Regions from separate parts of the Homo sapiens genome. Here region 1 is linked to region 2. The links are chromatin contacts, found by Hi-C or POLR2A ChIA-PET in ENCODE. All regions are on one chromosome and are shown on one strand. Each heading gives the region's core, a stretch centred on a gene start or an enhancer-like site at or near the end of the contact. The rest is flanking DNA. Distances are from core to core; before and after follow the strand shown.

Evidence for each region. Hi-C counts contacts between places; a loop is a spot of excess contacts on that map. ChIA-PET counts read pairs that join two places held with the same protein, here RNA polymerase II (POLR2A). Pooled maps may share reads with other maps.
Region 1: a loop to region 2 is called in a map of naive thymus-derived CD4-positive, alpha-beta T cell, with 29 times the contacts of the local background. The contact joins the promoter of TRA2B here to the promoter of TTC14 in region 2. A Hi-C loop is called at or near these places in 2 of 168 maps with a recorded cell type or tissue (CD4-positive, alpha-beta memory T cell and naive thymus-derived CD4-positive, alpha-beta T cell) and 11 of 50 pooled maps. POLR2A ChIA-PET finds 5 or more read pairs at or near these places in 2 of 52 experiments (CD4-positive, alpha-beta T cell and CD8-positive, alpha-beta T cell).

What each region holds. Positions count from the first base shown.
Region 1 is chr3:185,936,627-185,941,416 of GRCh38, forward strand. TRA2B (transformer 2 beta homolog) reads right to left here and starts at 1,388. Exons shown (of 9, transcript NM_004593.3): 1 at 1,199-1,388. The coding sequence starts at 1,234. RefSeq lists enhancers at 610-819, 722-1,449, 860-1,319.
Region 2 is chr3:180,599,110-180,603,637 of GRCh38, forward strand. It overlaps TTC14 (tetratricopeptide repeat domain 14), which reads left to right and starts at 3,054. Exons shown (of 12, transcript NM_133462.4): 1 at 3,054-3,313; 2 at 3,782-3,906; 3 at 4,015-4,214. The coding sequence starts at 3,153. It overlaps TTC14-DT (TTC14 divergent transcript), which reads right to left and starts at 3,004. Exons shown (of 3, transcript NR_183700.1): 1 at 2,794-3,004. RefSeq lists an enhancer at 2,845-3,134.

The DNA.
Region 1 (4,790 bases), core at 138-2,637, 5.3 Mb after region 2:
CAGATCTTAAGGTAGCTTTACCAACAAGGGGAAACTTAGGTAACAAATTGTTTTTTTTTTTTAAAAAAGCACAAATTATTCCCACAGCCTCAAAAATCAATTTCTATGGTGCTTTTCTATCACCCTTCTAACAGATTCCTCTTAATTCTAGCAAGCCTCGTATGTTCGCATCATTCAATGCTTTCCGAATCCAATACCCAGAGCCCCACAGACCAGCTACGTATGCTGTTTAAACCCTAGAACTGTCTTGTTCCCGCAATTCAATCAACCCTCACTGAACACCTTTAAGAGGTGGAAACTTAAGGGAAAGAAAACTGTAGCCAACACACGCTGTGGTTCTAAGTATTAGAACGCCTCAAAACAAAGGAAATAACGGCGCCGTAAATGGTTGCCCGCCAATTTCTCCTTCACAATCCCGTGGAAATGCGATGTCCACAAAATCATCTTAACGACTTTGTGGTCTGTCCTAATAGAATACTGATACAGATTTTTGCCTGGGAAGCCCTTTCGGCATCAGAGAAAAGCGCTTCATTTAGGCCAAACACAAAGCCCTCACGCAATCCCCTCCACCTAACGGGCCCAGAACTTAGTCGGCCTTGGATTAGTTTCCATCTTAAGAGGCCCCAAAGACATCCCAGACTCCGTCCTTTCCGTGGAGGCAAAGACGGTCCTTCGTTAACCTAAACACCGGCCCAAAGACCCAAAAGAACGTCGTCTGTCCCCTTGCACCCCACCACGCGGCCTTACGAAGCGCGGCCCGCTGCGGGTCGGGTCCGCGTTGCCGCGCGGCTTCTCCGCCATTTTGTGCCTCTGGCAGCTCGCCCAGCCCGCCAGCCCAAGATGGCTGCGGCGGACCTTCGCAGGAGAGCAACGCCGAAATAAGATATCGCTCCCCTCCCCCAACACCGCGGGGACGCAGCGGCCATTTTCATCTTCCCCCTCTTATAACGGGAAAAACGGCCGTCTCGGGCAGAAGCCACATAAACCCGCCGGGGGCCTCCCTCCTTCACGACCAAAGGCACTAAGGCACTATCCACAAAGGCTTTTTTTGGTTAAATGCTGTCTCCCTTGCCTGCCCTCCCGGCTTCAGACTTCGGAGCCTAAAACGCCCCTGCCTCCTGGCCCGAGGCCGACGGGCCTAGAAAAAGATGCAAGGAGCTAGGACCACACAGCCACCCCCTACCGCAGCTCTACGTACCCGCTCGCCGTAGTTCTGCTCGCCGCTGTCGCTCATGACTCCTGGCTGCTGTCGCCGGTCGATGTGCTTCAATCGAAGCTGCCAACCTCTTGCACCTTCCTTAAGGAGGCTCCGCCGCAGCCCCGCACGACGCGCCGGTCGCCCAGCCGCTCAGAGCCGAAATGCTCCGCACCGCCTCCGCACGGGCTCTAACTCTACCGGATGTGACGCGGCGCTCCTTAGCCAGGCTCCTCCCCTCCCAGAAACGCGCGCTTTCTTGGCCTCGCCCCTCCTCGCTCTGCCTTTCCTCTCCAGCTGCAGCGCGTCCCGCACAGGAAGTGACGTGACCCCGCCCCTCGCAGGGCCCCACCCCCATTCACGAGCCTCTATGAGGCGGGAAAGCTAGCGTGTCGTTTGGCTGCTGTAGTGGGCGCCACGGAGCCACAGTGATGTCACCAGCCACTTCTGAATCCCTTCTAGAACTTTCCAGGGAACCTGCCGAGTGTGCAGGGAGGAAGGAGATGCTGTTTCCCCCAATCTCAATTCCTTTCTCCGCCTTATTAGTTTCTTGTTTTGTGTCTTTCCTTTGTTAGAGAAGTGAATGTTCGTACATTGGGTTCTTACTTAATTTTGTCTTACTTGTAGATATTTCCTTCCTGAATACGTCTTCATTTAAAAAAGGTCAGATCGGGCTGGGCGCGCTGGCTCACGCTGTAATCCTAGCACTTTGGGAGGCCGAGACGGGTGGATCACGAGGTCAGGAGATCGAAACCATTCTGGCTAACCCAGTGAAACTCCGTCTCTACTAAAAATACAAAAAAATTAGCCAGGCGCGGTGGCGGGCGCCTGTAGTCCCAGCTACTTGGGAGGCTGAGGCAGGAGAATGGCGTGAACCCAGGAGGCGGAGCTTGCAGTGAGCCGAGATCGCGCCACTGCACTCCAGCCTGGGCAATAGAGCGAGATTCCGTCTCAAAAAAAAAAAAAAAAAAAAAAAAAGGTCAGATCGGCTGGGTGCGGTGGCTCACGCCTGTAATCCCAGCACTTTGAGAGGCCGAGGCAGGCGGATCACATGGTCAGGAGTTCGAGACCAGCCTGGCCAACATGGTGAAACCCAGTCTTTACTAAAAATACAAAAAAATTAGCCGGGAGTGGTGATGCATGCCTGTAATCCCAGCCACTCGGGAGGCTGAGGCAGGAGAATCGCTTGAACCCGGGAGGCGGAGGTTGCAGTGAGCCGAGATCGGACCGCTGCACTCCAGCCTGGGCGACAGAGCGAGACTCTGTCTAAAAAATAAATAAATAAAAATAAAAAAGGTCGGACCTTAATACACAGGAATCAGACACAATCTCTATTCTAAAGTTACAAAGTAATGTGCTAGAACCGTTAAACACAATTAGAAAAAATGATTGTAAGTGCCAGAGGCATGTATAACTACAGGGGTGTCACAAGGAGGGAAGATTAATTCTGCCATTTCGTAAGAGAATATAGTTGGATTATAGTGAGAAGAGCCCAAGACCAAGTCGGATACTTTCTTTCTTCTTTTTTTTGAGACGGAGTCTTGCTTTGTCGCTCAGACTGGAGTGCAACGGCGCGATCTCGGCTCACTGCAACGTCTGCCTCCCGGGTTCAAGTGATTCTCCGCCTCAGCCTCCGTAGCAGCTGGAATTACAGGCGCCTGCCAACACGCCAGGCTAATTTTTTGTATTTTTTATAGAGACGGAGTTTTGGCATATTGGCCAGGCTGGTCTCCTGGGCTCAAGCGATCCTCCCACCTCGGCCTCCCAAAGTGTTGGGATTACAGGCGTGAGCCACTTCCCCCAACCCCCAAGTCGGATACTTAATTCCTCTACACTTCAGTCTCCCCATCCATTGAAAAGGTGGTACCTGGCTGATGAGGCACTTTGATACTGGTAAAGGGTCATTTGATTTTTTTTTTTTTTTTTTGAGACAGGGTCTCTCTGGCTCTGTCGTGCAGGCTGGAGTGCGGTGGCTCATTGCACCTCCCAGTCTCAAGTGTTCCTCCTGCCTCAGCCCCATATCCCCAACTCCTGATTTTTTTTAACAGCTTTATTGAGATACGACTCACCTACTATGCAGTTCCCTTATTTAAAGTGTACAGTTCAAATGGCTTTTATTCACAGAATTGTGCAACCATCACCACAATTTTAGAGTAGTCTCATCACATTAAGAAAAGAAACACTCATTAATAGTCATTTTGCATCCCTCCTCCTCTCCACTCCTCACAACCCTCCCAGTCCTAGGCAATCACAAATCTTTCTTTCTCAATAGATTAACCTATTCAGGACATTTTATATGAATGGAATCATATGGTATGTATCTTTTGTAACTGGCTTCCTTGGCGTACGTTTTCACGGTTCATCCATGTTGTAGCATGTACTACTATTTCATTCTTTTTCATTGTCAAGTTATATTCAGTTGTATGGATATATGACATTTTATTTATCCATTCATCATTTAATAGACATTTGGATAGTTTCCATTTTTTAACTTATGAATAATCCTGCTGTGAACATTCATGTACAAATTTTTGTACGAGCACATGTTTTTATCTCTCTTAGGTATACACCTAGGAATGGAATTGCTGGATTGTATAGTAACCCTACGGTTAATTTGGGGGGAAACTGCCAAACAGTTTTCCACAGTGGCTGCATTCATTTTACATTTCACACTGCCACCAGCAGTGTATGTGGCTTCCAATTTCTCCACATCCTCACCAATACTTGTTATATTGTATTAAAAAAAATTGACCAGGCGTGGTGGCTTATGCCTGTAATCCCAGCACTTTGGGAGGCTGAGGTGGGCGGATCACCTGAGGTCAGGAGTTTGAGACCAGCCTCAACATGGCGAAACCCCGTCTCTACTAAAAATACAAAGTTAGCCGGGCGTGGTGGTACATGCCTGTAATCCCAGTTACTCGGGAGGCTGAGGCAGGAGAATTGCTTGAACCTGGTAGGCGGAGGTTGCGGTGAGCCAAGATCGTGCCATTGTACTCCAGCCTGGGCAACAAGAGCAAAAATCTGTCTCAAAAAAAATTATAACCACTCTAGTGGGTTTAAAGTGGTATCTCGATGTGGTTTTGGTTTGCATTTCCCTAGCGATAATGATAATGCTTTCATGCGTTTATTGGTGATTTGTAGATCTTTGGAGAAACGAATATTCTGATACTTTGCCCATTTTTAATTGGGTTATTTATCTTTTTATTATTGAGTTATAAGAGCTTGCAATTTGGCTCTTGTTTGGTAAAATAGTCATCCAGAACAGAATCAATATTTGAGGTACCTGAGATCCAGAGATTTGGTGATGACTCAAGTGTCAAGTGACTAAATAACTTCTGAATGAGCTGTCCCCTTTTTCTGAGAACACCTGTACTCCCAACACACACCTAAACCTGGACTCCTACTCAGATCTCTGGCCTTATCTTACTTTTTGGCTTAGATTAGATCTCTTGTTTATACATTCTTATGGCACCCCTTGACATTCATATTACTCACAACTATAATTAAAGAATAATAATTATATAATTATTTTATTTTCATTATTATTTCTTTGTGGGTTTTTTTTTTTTTTTTTGAGACAGAGTCTCGCTCTGGC
Region 2 (4,528 bases), core at 1,804-4,303:
AGGGGTTTCTTCCCACCAATCTATAGCCTACCTGAAATGACACGCTTACATAACCAAATGTCTATAATTAAAATATCCCTACCTACCTCCATTTCACACTTGCTGTCTCCAGAATGTATCTTGCTTTTTCACACCTCTACTTCTTTAATCATATTGCCCTCTGTGCCTGGACTGCACATAGTTGCCTCCCCCTCTCTCCTCTTACCCCCAGCAACTCCCACTACCTCACTTCACAGAGAAGAGGAATCTATGCAGACACCCTAGTAGGTGTCCACAATAGCACTTACCACTGTGCCATATTTGTTTCTTCTTATGTCTAATCCTGTGTTGCACTGTGAGCCACTCAAGAACCAGAGTTATTTTCTTCACCTTTATATCTCTAGGGTCTAGAGTGTTTATTAAATAATGTACATATGTGTTTATTTAGAAATTGAATTTAACATTTACAATAAAAATAGGCACAGGAACCAGACATCAAAGATCTGACTGCTTTAGATGTCCTGCCTTCTTCCCCCAACCCCATCCCACACTTTCCCCTGTCCCTCTCCTCAACATATTCATTTAGTTATTTATGTTGCTTAATCTGGAAAAGTTTCTCGAAAAAGATTTTTTTAAGGTAAGGCAAGAAGTAAAAAAGAAAAACAGTATTTTCTTCGTCGCCCACTTGAGAGGCCCCACATGTGGGACTAGTTTTTCTAAAATGAGAAGCAAACCTAGTCCCATTTCCTTTCCTCACTCCCTCCAATCCCATGTCAAAGATCCAGTGCCCTGTCCCCTTCAAAGTCAAAGGGGTGTCTGTCTCAAAAGAAAATGAACTCAAATACACCTGTAATTGTAAAAGGCTTTATCCTCTGCAATGGGAGTAGTATTCCGGAAGTAAAGAATAAGACTGCCTTCGGCACCCAACTAATGTGGCTACTTTCACATAAGGAACTAACCAAAGACAGAAAATCCCACGCTGAGTTTTGAGTACATTTGCTTAAAGTGCATTTCTTCTGTCACTACTATACGAAAAATATCACTCTTGATAAATGCTGTTTACCCCCTAAAAGGAGCTGCTTTCTATGTTCACGGCCATTTCAGATGTTCAAGGTATGAGGTGGGGGAGGGTTATCCTAGTGTTGGAATTAGGAAGAAGTATAGACAGATCCCATAGTGATAAAACCATGTGCTACTGAAGAATGGCCTCAGAAGGTGACATTCCCAGGCTAAGTAACACTATTTGGTGTCTGGTTCTCAGACACCGGTTTCTTAGTCCCTCCAAAAAATGAGGTCCTTGATCACAGATTGACTCTAACACAAATCACATACTTATCAAGATGTCTATAATAATTTTTAGTGGTCAGCTTTCCTTTTCAGTGACAGCACTCTTTCCTAAAAACAACCATTCTCTAGAGTTATGGCTTAAAACAAGTCAGTCTGTACCATTTATTAAAGTTGATATGCCTATAGAAGCTTGAAATTTATTTATTTATTTATTTATTGAGACGGAGTCTCCCTCCGGCGCCCAAGCTGGACTGCCGTGGCGCGATCTCAGTTCATTACAACCCCCGCCTCCGGAGTTCAAGAGATTCTCGTGCCTCAGCCTCCCGAGTAGCTGGGACTACAGGCATGAGCCACCACGCTCGGCTAATTTTTGTATTTTTAGTAGAGACGGGGTTAGGCCATGGTGGCCAAGCTGGTCTCTGAACTCCTGACCTCAAGTGATCCACCCTCGGCCTCCCAAAGTACTGGGATTACAGGTGTGAGCCACCGTGCCTAACCCAAATTTATCTTTTACAGTTGCATTCTTGTTTGTTGCATTTTCTCAAGTCTCAAACTGTTTACCTATTTGCCTGGGTTTTCCACAAAACAGTGTGGCAGTATCGATTATGTTCTGGGCTAGATCTCCTATACAAAAGTGGTAACACAGTGAAAGGCAAGTTGATTTCCTCAAAGACACATGGTGGGAAGTGGAGAGACTAACTGTCACCGTTTATTTCTGTTCAAGAGGACTATACTGAACTATTTACACTGAACATATTTAAATGGTACAAATTTTATACTGGAATAAAACGAAGCTACATGATCTCAAAATTAGGGTTAGTTAGACCTTCCATATGATAAAATACTCAATCCAGCAACTCTGCCTGAGAAGACCAATTAATACTTCGTTTGGAATCCTAACTCTAGCCTCTTACTAGCTGTGTGCCATTGAGCAATTTACTGGGACTCTCTGAGCATGTTTCCTCGTTTTCTAAAATGAAAAAGTACAATAGCTACCATAGTGGTTAGGTTCTCAAGTCAGTAAGTAAGGGGATGGGGGACCTAAGTTGAAATTCCCTTTGAAAATCACTTGAATTGTCCATAAGAACAGTATATTGACTTTTGCGTACATACCACTATACAGTAAGTCCCACAGACACTAAATTTTGAGCAACCATTGAGATAAACTAAATAAGAAATGCATGTGTTCATTAGTTATTGTAAAACTTGAATGGCATATGCACGTGTGGAGACATTAAAGCCATCCTGGTTTTAGAATTCACAATCACTAACAGTAAATGGGGTATGGATGGAGAACACCACTCCAGGTGCTTAACAAATGTCCGTGTCCTTCCTTTCTTCTGCCCTTAAAACCACCTGGAAACCTTCCCGGAGCAGCCGGTTGAATGGGGTTACGCCAGAGACACAGGTATTGATTTACGCAGAGAGTACGTCGAGGGAAGAAGCTTGGAGACTCGTATAGGGTTCTTACCCTGGCACTGGCACTTAGAAGCACCTTGATGAATACGAAAAGGAATTATTATTTACCCTAGGTTACAGCTCGAGCTATTTCGACGTAATAACGATCCCACGTACACTTTAAAAAGCAAACTTCTCACATACATCACTTCCTGGAAGCCCTAGTCAGCCTTTAGCCCAAGCAATGCTGAGCCCAATCCTTCGGCCTTCCGTAGTCTCGCTCGGTTTCGCGAGATCGAGGCTGAGCTCCGCCGCGCCGCCGTGGGGGCGACCCCAGAACACTTCCGGGTGTAACTGGTTGTGCTGTCTGTGTACTTCCGGCAGCCTCCAGACAGTTTCTTCCGCTTCCTGTACCACCCGGCTCAAGTAGCGGACACGGAACAGGGAACTATCAGCCCGTCGGCCTCCGGGCCCTGCATTCTCTAGCCATGGACCGGGACCTTTTGCGGCAGTCGCTAAATTGCCACGGGTCGTCTTTGCTCTCTCTACTTCGGAGCGAACAGCAGGACAATCCACACTTCCGTAGCCTCCTGGGGTCGGCCGCCGAGCCAGCCCGGGGCCCGCCGCCCCAGCACCCGTTGCAGGGCAGGTAATGAGACGTTGGTGCCACTGCGCCACGGAAGAGGGGACGCAGCTCTGGCAGCCACTACCGCAGCCCCGGGTTTGCGTCTAGAGGAAGTGGAGCCGCGGCCGTGAGCACAGGACGATCGCGCGCTGGTGTCTTGGGCTGGGTGGACGGGGGGCGCTCCTGGGTTGTGCAATGCGGGATGCGGGCTGAACTTTTTCTCTGGCACTGCTTGGTAGAGGCGCAGATTCCTTAGCTAAAAATCCCTTGAGCTTTCCTATCTGAGTTGGAGGCGTCACTTTTTAAGTTTCCCCGCTCTCCACCTCCAGGTTGGTTAATGAGGGAATGCCTAGTTAAAACTTTTTGTCTGAGGTTGTATTGTCTGCAGCTTAGGATGGAGCGGAATGGGCGATGAAAGCCATAAGCAGAAGGTTAGAAGTAAAGAGGCTTTGCAGATAACCCAATTTTCATATATATTTTTTTCTTTTTAAGAAAAGAGAAGAGAGTTGACAACATCGAGATACAGAAATTCATCTCCAAAAAAGCGGATCTGCTTTTTGCACTTTCCTGGAAATCAGATGCACCTGCAACTTCTGAAATTAATGAAGACAGTGAAGGTCAGTTTAGCCTTAAAATCTTTAAGATTGCGGTTCGGTTTAACAGTACTTCAGGTGAAACGGAACTCAAAACTATCGTTAGTGATTTTGTTAATTTTTTTTTTTTAGATCATTATGCAATCATGCCACCTTTAGAGCAATTCATGGAGATACCTAGTATGGATCGGAGAGAGCTGTTTTTCCGAGATATTGAGCGTGGTGATATAGTGATTGGAAGAATTAGTTCTATTCGGGAATTCGGTTTTTTCATGGTGTTGATCTGTTTAGGAAGTGGTATCATGAGAGATATAGCCCACTTAGAAATCACAGTAAGTTATTTTTGTTACTTGGATTGCTTCTGTTTTTGTTAACGCATCTCAATGCAAGAACTATATCTTTGCATGCAGTTGTGCTCAAGTATACCTGCCAAGATGCTTTTGGAAATTAAATGTTAATTGGAGAAAAATAGTTTAAAAAAATTAGTGTAAGTTACCCAGTTTCTCCCTCCATTTCTGGTTTTTGGGATTTTTTAAATTTAAACTGGTTGGCAGGCACAGTGTTCTTTTCTAAATGCTCAAAGAGGTATCAGTGGACGTGGTGAGGTTGATTGATATTCAGACTTATTTCTTGTAGTTGAACATAT